Linked DNA regions of Homo sapiens: region 1 is linked to region 2. A link is an interaction called in ENCODE POLR2A ChIA-PET data of the cell type or tissue named here. Cell type or tissue: Panc1. All regions are shown on one strand. Links, peaks and the distances in the headings refer to the core of each region. The heading gives the core; the rest is flanking DNA. Region 1 has its middle 20 kb from the start of SFPQ. Region 2 overlaps KIAA0319L (KIAA0319 like).

Region 1 (5,379 bases), core at 239-5,238, 370 kb after region 2:
TATATGCTATTTGCCATCCAAAAAGGCCATGTAGGCTAGGCTAGGCTTTGGTACCATTTGTGATTTTGGGCATCCACTGTGGGGGGGTCTTGGAATGTTATCTCCTCACAGACAAGGGAGGACTCTACTGTGTTTTTGATTGGTCTGAGTAATAACGAAGGGCTGTCAATTTCTCAAAGTCAAATAAAATTTGATAATGGAGTGTGAAATGGGTAATTTTTGAGAATATCTAAATGTAAGGAAAAATCTGGAACTGACTTAAAAGCTGTTAGTAAAAATTGTACACAAATTATCTGTCCCCTTCACTCTTGGAGCCCTTATACTAAAACTTGCCAAGCTGTTAGTCTCGCACACTAATTATTATTATTACTATTTTTTGAGACTGAGTCTCTGTTGCCCAGACTGGAGCGTGGTGGCACCATCTCAAAACGTTCAATGCCACCTAGGTTTCACCACGTTGGCCAGGCTGGTTTCAAACTCCTGACCTCAGGTGAACTGCCCACCTCGGCCTCCCAAAAGTGCTGGGATTACAGGTGTGAGCCACCACGCCCGGCCTCACACAAACATTCCAGTTTTACAGTATGTTCTGCCAAAGCAAGCGCTCACTAAAGCATTGGTTCAGGACGAGATCTGAGGCTCATGCTTAAAGGTAATTTGTGTTGCTGTGTTTGCCTGTGGACTTTAATTTGGGGCCTCATTACTAATATTGCAGGATTTCAGGAAGTTAATTATTTTGCTTCAATTGAGCAGAAAAAAATTCAGGTTTGCTTGAGATTATTTGAAATAGCCACAAAGAAAGAGTTGAGGTACATCATCTACTCATCCCGTGAAATATTTTTTCTTTTTTTTTTTGAGGTGGAGTCTCGCTCTGTCGCCCAGGCTAGAGTGCAGTGGTGCATTCTCGGCTCACTGCAAGCTCTTCCTCGGGTTCATGGCATTCTCCTGCCTCAGCCTCCCGAGTAGCTGGGACTACAGGCACCTGCCAGCACACCCGGCTAGTTTTTTTGTATTTTTAGTAGAGACTAAAAATGTTAGCCAGGATGGTGTCGATCTCTTGACATTGTGATCCACCCGCCTCGCCCTCCCAAAGTGCTGGGATTACAGATGTGAGCCACCGCACCGGCCAATATGAAATTTGTATTGAGAAGTTGTGTACAGTTACTCCCAGGAATGAGACCAAGATCTGGTCAATTTTTTTCATACTGTGTTTTTTAAATAATCAGGTCAGCTTACACCCAAATCAAGAATCTTCTTGGAGTCATTGTTTGGCTCAATTCTGTTAATACTTGGTTTTCCCTCTTGTGGATCTGAAGCCTTGTGGTTCTCAAGGCAAAACCAATATAAAGTATATTATAGTGGTTAGGGGTATGTGAGGTCATTATTTCTGCAATTTGCCTGGCTGCGTTATCTTGTAAGTTTGTTTAGTTGTAGTTTGCTCATCTGCAAAACACCTTTTTCATAGGGTCATTGAGATAGAAAGTGATGCAAAAACATTTAGCAGTGCCTAAAGATGCAAAAGGAGCACATGGTATTTTCAAGTCTCTACCAGTGATAAGGTTCACAGGCAAAAACGATATTTCCCTTAGTATACCATGTAATCAGAAGAGCCTGATTAGCAGTTTTTTGATAGCAGGGAGAAAATTTAACTTGCAGATCATGTAGTCCATAGGGAACAATTAGAAAGAGCCTAAGTACTGAAAGGGATGGAAGTCCCAAGGAGAGGCCATCTGTTGCCAGTGTACTTAACCTCAAATGATAAGTAGAATTAAGTACAAGAATTGCTGCATAGCAGAGTTGTTGATTAGTTGGTATGTTAAGTACTTGACACAATACCTGACTCAGGTGTTCTAAAACAATAAGGGTGGAGAAGCCTAGAACTTAAACATGGCAAAGTCCACATTTTAACAAAATAGTGGGCACATAATGTTTTGTATCTAAAACAGGTTTAGTTCTAAACAGACTTGAAGAAACAGCACTATTGAAATAACTAAAGGATTCAGAGGTAAAGAAATTGTGGAAAGAATACACATAATTGGGGAAATATTCCATAATAACATTGTTAACATGGTAATACTTCACTAGGCTGCAGATTCAGCATAATCCTAGCCAATTTCTTGAAATTGATAAACTGATTGTGAAATTCACATAGAATATTGTAAGAGACCCAGAATAGCCAAAACAATCTTGGAAACAAATCTTGAACAAAGTCGAATTCACACTTCTGATTTCAAAACTTACTACAAAGCAATGGTAATCAAGGCTGTTGTACTAGCACAAGCATAGATGTAGAGTAATAGAATTGAGAGTCCAGAAATAAACACTCACGCATATGGCCAGCTGATTTTCAACAAGGGTACCAAAATCATCCGATAGAGAAATAATGGTGTTTTCAACAAGTGGTGCTGGGAAACTAGGTAGCCACATGTAAAAAAAGTTAGACCACACCTCACACCATATACAAAAATTAAAAAATGGATTGAAGCCCTAAATATGAGAACAAAAACTAAATATTTGCAAATCGTGCAGCTGATAAGGGATTTGTATGTAGAATATATAAAGAATTCTTAGGACTGGCTGGGCATGGTGGCTCATACCTATAATCCTAGCTGAGGCAGGAGGATCTCTTGAGGCCAGGAATTCAAGACCATCCTGCACAGCATGGCAAGACCCTGACTCTATAAAAAATTTAAAAATAAGGTGGGTGTGGTGGCACCTGCCTGTATTCCCAGCTATTCAGGAGGCTGAGGTGGGAGGATCACTTGAGCCCAGAAGGCTGAGGCTGCAGTGAGCTGTAATGGCACCACTGCACTCCAGCCTGGGTGACAGAGCAAGACCCTGTCTCAAAAAAATGAAAAAAATAATATTTAGTAAACACACTTAAGACATAGGCACTGATGCCTGTAATCCCAGCACTTTGAGAGGCCAAGGCAGGCAGATCACTTGAGGCCAGGAGTTCAAGACCAGCCTGGCTAACATAGTGAAACCCCGACTCTAGTAAAAATACAAAAAATTAGCCAGGTGTGGTGGCTGGTACCTGTAATCCCAGGTACTCAGGAGGCTGAGACAGGAGAATCATTTGAACCCAGGAGGTGGAGGTTGTGCACTCCAGCCTGGGCGACAGAGCAAGACTCCGTCTCGAAAAAGGCAAGGTGAATAGATATTTCTCAAGGAAGATTAGTAAGTGGCTAATAAGCTCCTGAAAAGATGCTAGACATTATTAGTCATTAGGGAAATCCAATCAAAACCCTTTACACTCATTAGGCTAGAATCAAGGCCAGGCTTGGTAGCTCACGCTTGTAAAACCAGCACTTTGGGAGGCCAAGGCGGGTGGGTCACTTGAGGTCAGGAGTTTGAGACCAGCCTGGCCAACATGGCAAAACTCTACTGAAAATACAAAATTAGCCAGGTGTGGTGGCGCATGCCTGTACTCCCAGCTGCTTGGGAGGCTGGGGCAGGAGGATCATTTGAACCTGGGAGGTGGAGTTTGCAGTGAGCTGAGATCGTGCCACTGCACTCCAGCCTGAGTGACAGAGTGAGACTCCATCTTGGGCGGGGGAGGCGGGGGGCAGAAATGGGAACCCTCATACATCACTGGTGGAAATGTAAACTGGTGCAGCCATGTTGGGAAACAGTCTCGCAATTCGGCAAATAAACATAGGGTCACCAAGTGACCCAGCAATTCCAATGCCCAAGAGAAACGAAAACATTTGCTCAATAACTTGTATGCAGATGTTTATACCAGCATTAATAATAGCCAAAAGCGCCAGGTTTGGTGGCTCACATCGGTAATCCTAATACTTTGGGAGGCCAAGGCAGGAGAGTTGCTTGAGCCCCAGAGTTTGGGAGTAGCTAGCCTGGGCAGCATGGTGAAACCCCATCTCTACAAAAAATACAAAAATTAGCTAGGCATGGTGGCACTGTGCCAGAACACCTGAGCCCAGGAAGTCGAGGCTGTGGTGAGCTGTGATTGTGCCACCTCATTCCAGCCTAGGTGGCAGAGCGAGACCCTGTCTCAATAATAATAACTAAAAGGTAGAAACAACGCAAATGTCCATCAACTGATGAATGGATGAGCAAAATGTAGTATATCTGTACGAAAGAATATTATTAATCCATAACAAGGAATGAAGTACTGATAACATGCCACAGCATGAGTAAAGCTTGAAAACATGCTAAGTGAAAGAAGCCAGTCACAAAAGACCACATATTGTATTCACATGAAATGGCCAGAACATGGAAATCTACAGAGACAAAGTAGATTAGAGGAAGTGGCCGAGAGAGTGATGGGGAATAATAGGTGTATCATAGCTGAATGATGCAGGGTTTCTTTTTGAGGTAATGAAAATATTCTAGGCCAGGCACAGTGGCTCACGCCTGTAATCCCAACACTTTGGGAAACTGAGGTGGGTGGGTCACCTGAGGTCAGGAGTTCAAGACCAGCCTGGCCAACGTGGTGAAACCCCATCTCTACTAAAAATACAAAAATTAGCCAGGTGCATGCCTATAATCCCAGCTACTAGGAGGCTGAAGCATGAGAATCACTTGAACCCAGGAGGTTGAGGTTGTAGTGAGCCAAGATGGAGCCACTACACTCCAGCCTGGGCAAGAGAGTGAGACTCCATCTCAAAAAAATAAAATAAAATATTCTAAAATTGAGTGGTGATGGATGCACATATCTGTGAATACACTGAAAACCATTGAATTGTATAAATGGATCAACTGTTAGATGTGTGAATTATATTTAAATAAAGCTTTATTGAAAAAAGACTTGGAGTGGTGTAAGAAGAGGCCTTGGCTGGGCGTGGTGGCTCACGCCTGTAATCCCAACACTTTGGGAGGCTGAGGTGCGCAGATCACCTGAGGTCAGGAGTTCGAGACCAGCCTGGCCAACATGGTAAAACCCCATCTCTACTAAAAATACAAAAAAATTAGCAGGCGTGGTGGCACACACCTGTAATTTCAGCTGCTTATGAGGCTGAGGCAGGAGAATTGCTTGAACCTGGGAGGCGGAGGTTACAGTGAGCCAAGATCGTGCCACTGCCCTCCATTCTGGGCAACAGAGTGAGACTCCATCTTAAAAAAAAAAAAAGGTCTTATAGGCACGGGTGAGATCATAAAAGGCCTTGTAGGCCATGCTAAGTATTTTGAACTTTATCTGAAGAGCAGTGGGAATCCTTGAACAAGAGCACCTGGATTATTAAAATCACTTCCTCACTGGTTTTACCCTCTGCTGTGCTGTAGTCTGTTTCTTAGCACTACCTCTAGTTCAGTTATCTATTGCTTCCTAACACACTACCCCTAAACTCAGTGGCTTTAGACAACAACTCATTATGGTTTTCAGGGTTGGCTGGGCTTGGCCAGGCAGCTCCAGGTCAGAGG
Region 2 (5,379 bases), core at 79-5,078:
CATGCCCGGCCCAGTCTTCAGGATTTTTATGTTTTGTCCCACTTCCATGCTCTAGCCGGTCTGCCCATGCCAGGTCAGCCTGCATTTTGTCCAGTTAGGTAAGTTGAATTCAGTATAGGAAAGTATAAGAAAGGCCATTTGTGATTACACATCTCAGCCATGTTCTCCAGTCATCCTTATCACTTACTATAAAGATAATATTTTGATCTTCATCTGCACCTAACTGCCATGCTTTGTATTTTAATTATTCCCAAACTCTGGGTGGGAGAGATTAATTATCACCCTCAACCTCTACAGAGACTGCAGATGGGACAAAATCACCTCCTGCCTTAGCAAGAGGTCTCTTTACCACTAGTTGCCTTTTTTTGTTGTTGTTGTTCTCATACCTGCCTGTATTCCTGAACCCAAGTAAGTGTCCCTGGCAGGAAAAAGGTACCTGTAGGCCTTGCCCTCACTTGCCTCGTTTGCCCTTACTTTGAGGGCTGTAGCCTCTGTTGTACCAGTCAGAGCCAGTGGTGTCTTTTTCCTTTAAGAGAATGGTATATTTTGAATATGCATTGGTCTTAATCTTCAGGGGAAAAGCATTTTCAGGAGACTTTTTAGGTGGCATTATATCTCTGCTCTTCATGTATCTGTTGGGCACCCAAATTGAGGCAGATGACTAATGGAATATATCTTACAGCAATGAGTCTTCAACAGGAACTTTCTCCTGCCAAATTGTCCTATATTCTTAACTACATTGCAGTACAGGAAGGTAATAAATTATTAATCCTAAATCAGTCTCCTCAGACTGTAGGATAATGACTTGAGTACATGTCACTTGGGGGAAGGTAGAGTTTTCTGGCTGTTAACACAAACCATGCAAGGTTTTTGATTCTAAAATTCAGCTAGCATTGAGCAAGTCTATGGTGTCTTGTTATATCACGATTTAATTGACATAAGTAAGGCCAATCAGAATTTGCTAAAGTTGGTCTCTCTCTCAGTGAAATTAAATCACTGTGTCTTGCTTAAACACTTTAGTGAAAGATAATCATCTTAAATCCTACTATCTTGGAAAACCATAATTTTGGTGGGTTCTTTTTGCCCTTTAGAAGACCTGTGCAAATATAAACTTACTTCCCCATTTGTGTGACAAAATGAAGAGGGATGAGAAAATTAGCATAATTGGGCAGTAAATCCAACTCAATTTAAAAACTATCTTAAATTTATTCTCCTCAGGAATTCCTTAAGGGAGGAAATAATAAAACAGCAGAGGAGTTTATAAAAACAAACAACAATTGCAGGGCCGAAGCATAGCCTTTTGGCTTATTTTGGAGATTTTATTAAAATCTCAGTAATTGGAACAGCTTCTAATTCAAGGCATTGTGTGAAACTGGCAGGAACATAGTCAAGAACTATGTGTGTGGTTAGTGTTTGGACACTTTTTTATTTTTTTAAAGCCTCAGCTCTTCCCTGTGCACACCTATTTTCAGATGAACAGTAGTGAAGGGTTTGGGTCAGAATGGATAGCTCTTGATTTGAGGACCTACCTTTTGAACTTTCTTTCTGATCCTTCTTCCAACAGCTTTCCTAAGAAAAGCCCATATGGTTAAGGTCCTGTAGCCACTTTTGACTCCAGATAGTACTGGATAAGTTCCAGAGAGAGGTTGTAAGAATTGGTCTTGACTACCTGCCTTTTCATCAGCTGAGCAAGAGATAGGAGACAGAGTGGCGAAGGGCGTGGAGCATGGACTTGGGTGTCAGACAAGTCTCAGTCATGGTTTTATAATGTACTGGGTGCTGTTACTGAAACATACTTTCCATCAGGTTCTTCATCTATAAAATGGAAATGACAGTACCTCTTAACAGGATTGTGAGTATTAAATAAAATATTCATGCAAAGGGCTTAGCCTACTCCCAGGTACATAAATAAAACTCAGCAATTGTTAGCAATAACGTAAAAGTTTAATATGGTTAAATTCTTGTCTAACCGCCAGATGACCCAGCAGGCAGGAGGGTTGAGTTCTCTGCTAGCTTCTTAAACCTCTGTCCAGTGGGAGCTTTGTCTGCACATTATTAAGTATGAGGTAGGCAGCTGGGCCTTCTGTATTATTGGGGAAAGTAGGCCTCCATTCATATAGCTTTACAGGTCTGAGACTAATTGAAGCCCATGACAGAATGAATTGTATTGTGCATTTTCCGTGATTGTAATATGCCACTGAGGAGCATGATGGGCCACTTGTTTCTTCCCCCAGCTAAGGAAACATTTCCTCTGGAAGAGGACTCTGTTCTGCTGCCACGACTCCACCTTGCTCTCTGCCCTAGTTCACTTCCCCCAAAACTGATATGTGCCCATGCTTGGCAAGGCCTTGTGGTAGGCCAGGTTGGCTCTGTCTTTGGTCAGGACAGTGTTTTGACTGGGGCTGATTCAACAACACTTTTGGGTTTTGGGTTAGAAGTAGTTTGTAGGCTGGGCGCGGTGGCTCACACCTATAATCCCAGCACTTTGGGAGGCTGCGGTGGGTGGATCACCTGAGGTCAGGAATTCAAGACCAGCCTGGCCAACATGGTGAAACCCCGTCTCTACTAAAAATACAAAAATTAGCCAGGTGTGGTGGTGCATGTCTGTTATCCCAGCTACTCAGGAGGCTGAGGCAGAAGAATCACTTGAACCCAGGAGGGAGAGGTTGCGGTGAGCTGAGATTGCACCATTGCACTCCAGCCTGCGTGACAGAGTTAGATTCCATCTCAAAAAAAAAAAAAAAAAAGGAAAAAAAAAAAAAAGAAGTAGCTTGCAGAGTTTGTCCTGTGCTTCCTTCCTTCAAAACATATTTATCAGGTGCCTGCTATCCTAGGCATTAGAAATGCAGTGGTAAGACCAGGCGCAGTGGCTCATGCTTGTAATCCCAGCAGTTTGGGAGGCCGAGGCAGGTGGATCGTTTGAGGCCAGAAGTTTGAGACCAGTCTGGACAACATAGTGAGACCCTGTAACAAAAAAATAATAAAAAGTTAGCTGTGCTTGATAGTGTGCATCTGTGGTCCCAGCTACTTGAGAGACTGAGGTAAGAGGATCGCTCGAGCCCAGGAAGTCGAGGCTTCAGTGAGCCATGATCACGCTGTTGCACTCCAGCCCGGGCCACAGAGTGAGACTGTCTCAAGAAAAAAAAAAGGGAAAATTAATACATTGGTGAGCAAGACAGATACGGTTTCTGCCCTCATGAAGCTTGCAGTCTGTTAATACCTTTGCCATTCTTAGGGAACAGAAATTCCCTTTGAGAGGGATGGCATTGCTGACATCAAGATTCCCTTCAAGGAGTTTGAGGCTTCCCTAGGGTCCCAAGGTAATGCCATGACAATAGAGACCTAGTCTTCTTTGCAGAATCCTGGGAATGTAGGAGACTAGACAATTTGATGTCTCAAGCTGGTCTTAATAGAATAACCTTCTGCCAAGAATTATGTAAGTGAAGTTCCTGTCCACAAGATGGTATATCTCCAGTTTTCCTTTCTATCCAGTGCTCTGTCTCTCTCACCTTTAATAATCCACATTTCCTGAATAAGCAGTTAGAGTGGTTATTTGGAAATGTGGAAAGAGTGCTATAGCTGCAGCCTTTGCCCCCAAGTTGGAAGTGTGTTCCTGTGGTGATTTCATGGGCGTTAGATACACCCAGCCCATCAGCACTTGAAAGTCTTCTGCATTAGGGTGCTCCTGCCCTTTTGGCATCAGGTTTGTTACTCAGGATCTTAGGTGAACCATTCCAATGCTTAGCATGAAGCAAGCACCAATTATATAAATCTTGAACTTCCCTGGCCAATCACAAAAGGAAACTATAAAATGCCCTAAGAAGAGAAAGAATTATGAATGTCCCTGAATGGTGAGTTAGCCATCACAGACGCTGTCCAAAGGGAAACAGAAGCAGGGAGGAATGCCAGCCAAGGCCTATCTGGAACTCTACCCACTGCAGACTCTGCCCTAAAGATGGGTGCCCAGTGCATCTCACTTCAGTTCCCCTTTTTAAACTCCCTCAGCAGATGACAGGATTTTTAGGAATGCTCTCTTTCTTCCAACTGGCTTAACATTATGTTTTGATTCTAATCCAGCAGCACATTTGAGTTTGAAATAAATGTATGCTTATGAATTCTTTCACTTTTAGGTAATAAGGGGAATGACTAATATTACCAGACCTGGGAGATGGAGTGGGGGGTAACATTGATTCAGTTTCACTTCTGTAGCCTTAATTTCAGATTCAAGTTCACCATTTCAAGAGGACTGCCATCCTGCCTGTTAAGAAATGGCTCCTCTGTTTTTTGTTTGTTTGTTTTTGATACAGCTCAATGTTTATTGTCCTTAACTGAGGGCAACCAGAGTCAGCTGGAGGCTTATGGAAGTGGGGTGGCTACAGTGAATGAATCTTAATCAGAATAAATGAAGCAGCCTTGTAGAGAAAAGCTGAAGAGCCAGCTTCCATCTCAGAAAGTTGAGTAATCTGCATCCTGCTGGGTCAGTCTGTGGCATCTGGCCTGAAGCAAGCAGCCCCATATGCTGAAGCAGTGCCAAGCTGTCTTCTACCTGTGCATTCTACTTCATCAGTTTCTAACTGCTTGGTTTTCAAAATTGCTCTCAGCTGTGCTCCCCAGGGTATGCTTATAAGCTGCACTCTGACATTTCTCACAATGGACTTTTCAAATAACAGCGAGTTTTCCTATTACGCCTTCTGTGAAAAGTTAAAGGGAGGAGTTGGCCCCTGACCTGAGGTCTGCAGACCTGGAACAGGGTTATTTGCTCAGGATGTTCAAGGCAGAAACAAAAGTTTTCTGGCCTATCCCTGGAGACTTTCTCTGACAAGCATACCCTCCTTTCCGTTCCCAAGCTGTTTTGATTGAGCTGTTTCGCCTCCACTCTTTTGTATTTCATGTGGGGGTTGCTACCTTGGCAGCATGGCTGCCTCTGTCAGTGGAGAGGAAGTGGTGGAGAGTAAAGGCCGTATGTGTACGATATGTTTCCAGGGCTTTGCTGTGTCCCTGTGGGTAGTGTGTGTGTGTCAAAGAAAGAGAGAGACACTGAAGAACATTTGGGTGTTCTTATTTCCCTGCCTAGAATTAATACCATTTTTTGAAGCAGCAGAGAAATGTTGCCATTATACAGATGAGGATAAGGAAACGCCAGTTTCCGTGCAGTTAGAGATAGTCTATACTAGATAATTTGGCAGTCAGGAGTGTTGACCAATTTGCCCATATTTTCATTTCTGTCAGTAGAATGTGACTTACAATTAACTTGAAAATGGAGGTATAAGAAAAAAACACAAGTAAAAACACGTCAGAAAAATGAAGTCTATTAAAAGCCACATGATTGCCATAAATAAACCAAACAATATGAAATTACCCGAATGTCAGTGCCACATT

The links. ChIA-PET counts read pairs that join two places held together with the same protein. Peaks named below come from ENCODE experiments on the same cell type or tissue, not always from the same donor. Only the 100,000 strongest peaks of a DNase experiment are listed, where the experiment ranks them.
Region 1: POLR2A ChIA-PET joins it to region 2 with 6 read pairs; 4 of 35 experiments call an interaction of 5 or more read pairs at or near these places.

What each region holds. Positions count from the first base shown.
Region 1 is chr1:35,170,460-35,175,838 of GRCh38, reverse strand. No RefSeq gene overlaps it. Among named protein-coding and RNA genes, the nearest start is that of SFPQ, 20 kb to the left of the region's middle. In Panc1, for the core only: no CTCF peak of the experiment used is centred there; no DNase peak of the experiment used is centred there.
Region 2 is chr1:35,538,718-35,544,096 of GRCh38, reverse strand. All of the region lies in intron 2 of KIAA0319L (KIAA0319 like), which reads left to right. Among named protein-coding and RNA genes, the nearest start is that of KIAA0319L, 16 kb to the left of the region's middle. RefSeq lists enhancers at 3,959-4,048, 4,099-4,148. In Panc1, for the core only: no CTCF peak of the experiment used is centred there; no DNase peak of the experiment used is centred there; H3K27ac peaks cover 482 bases.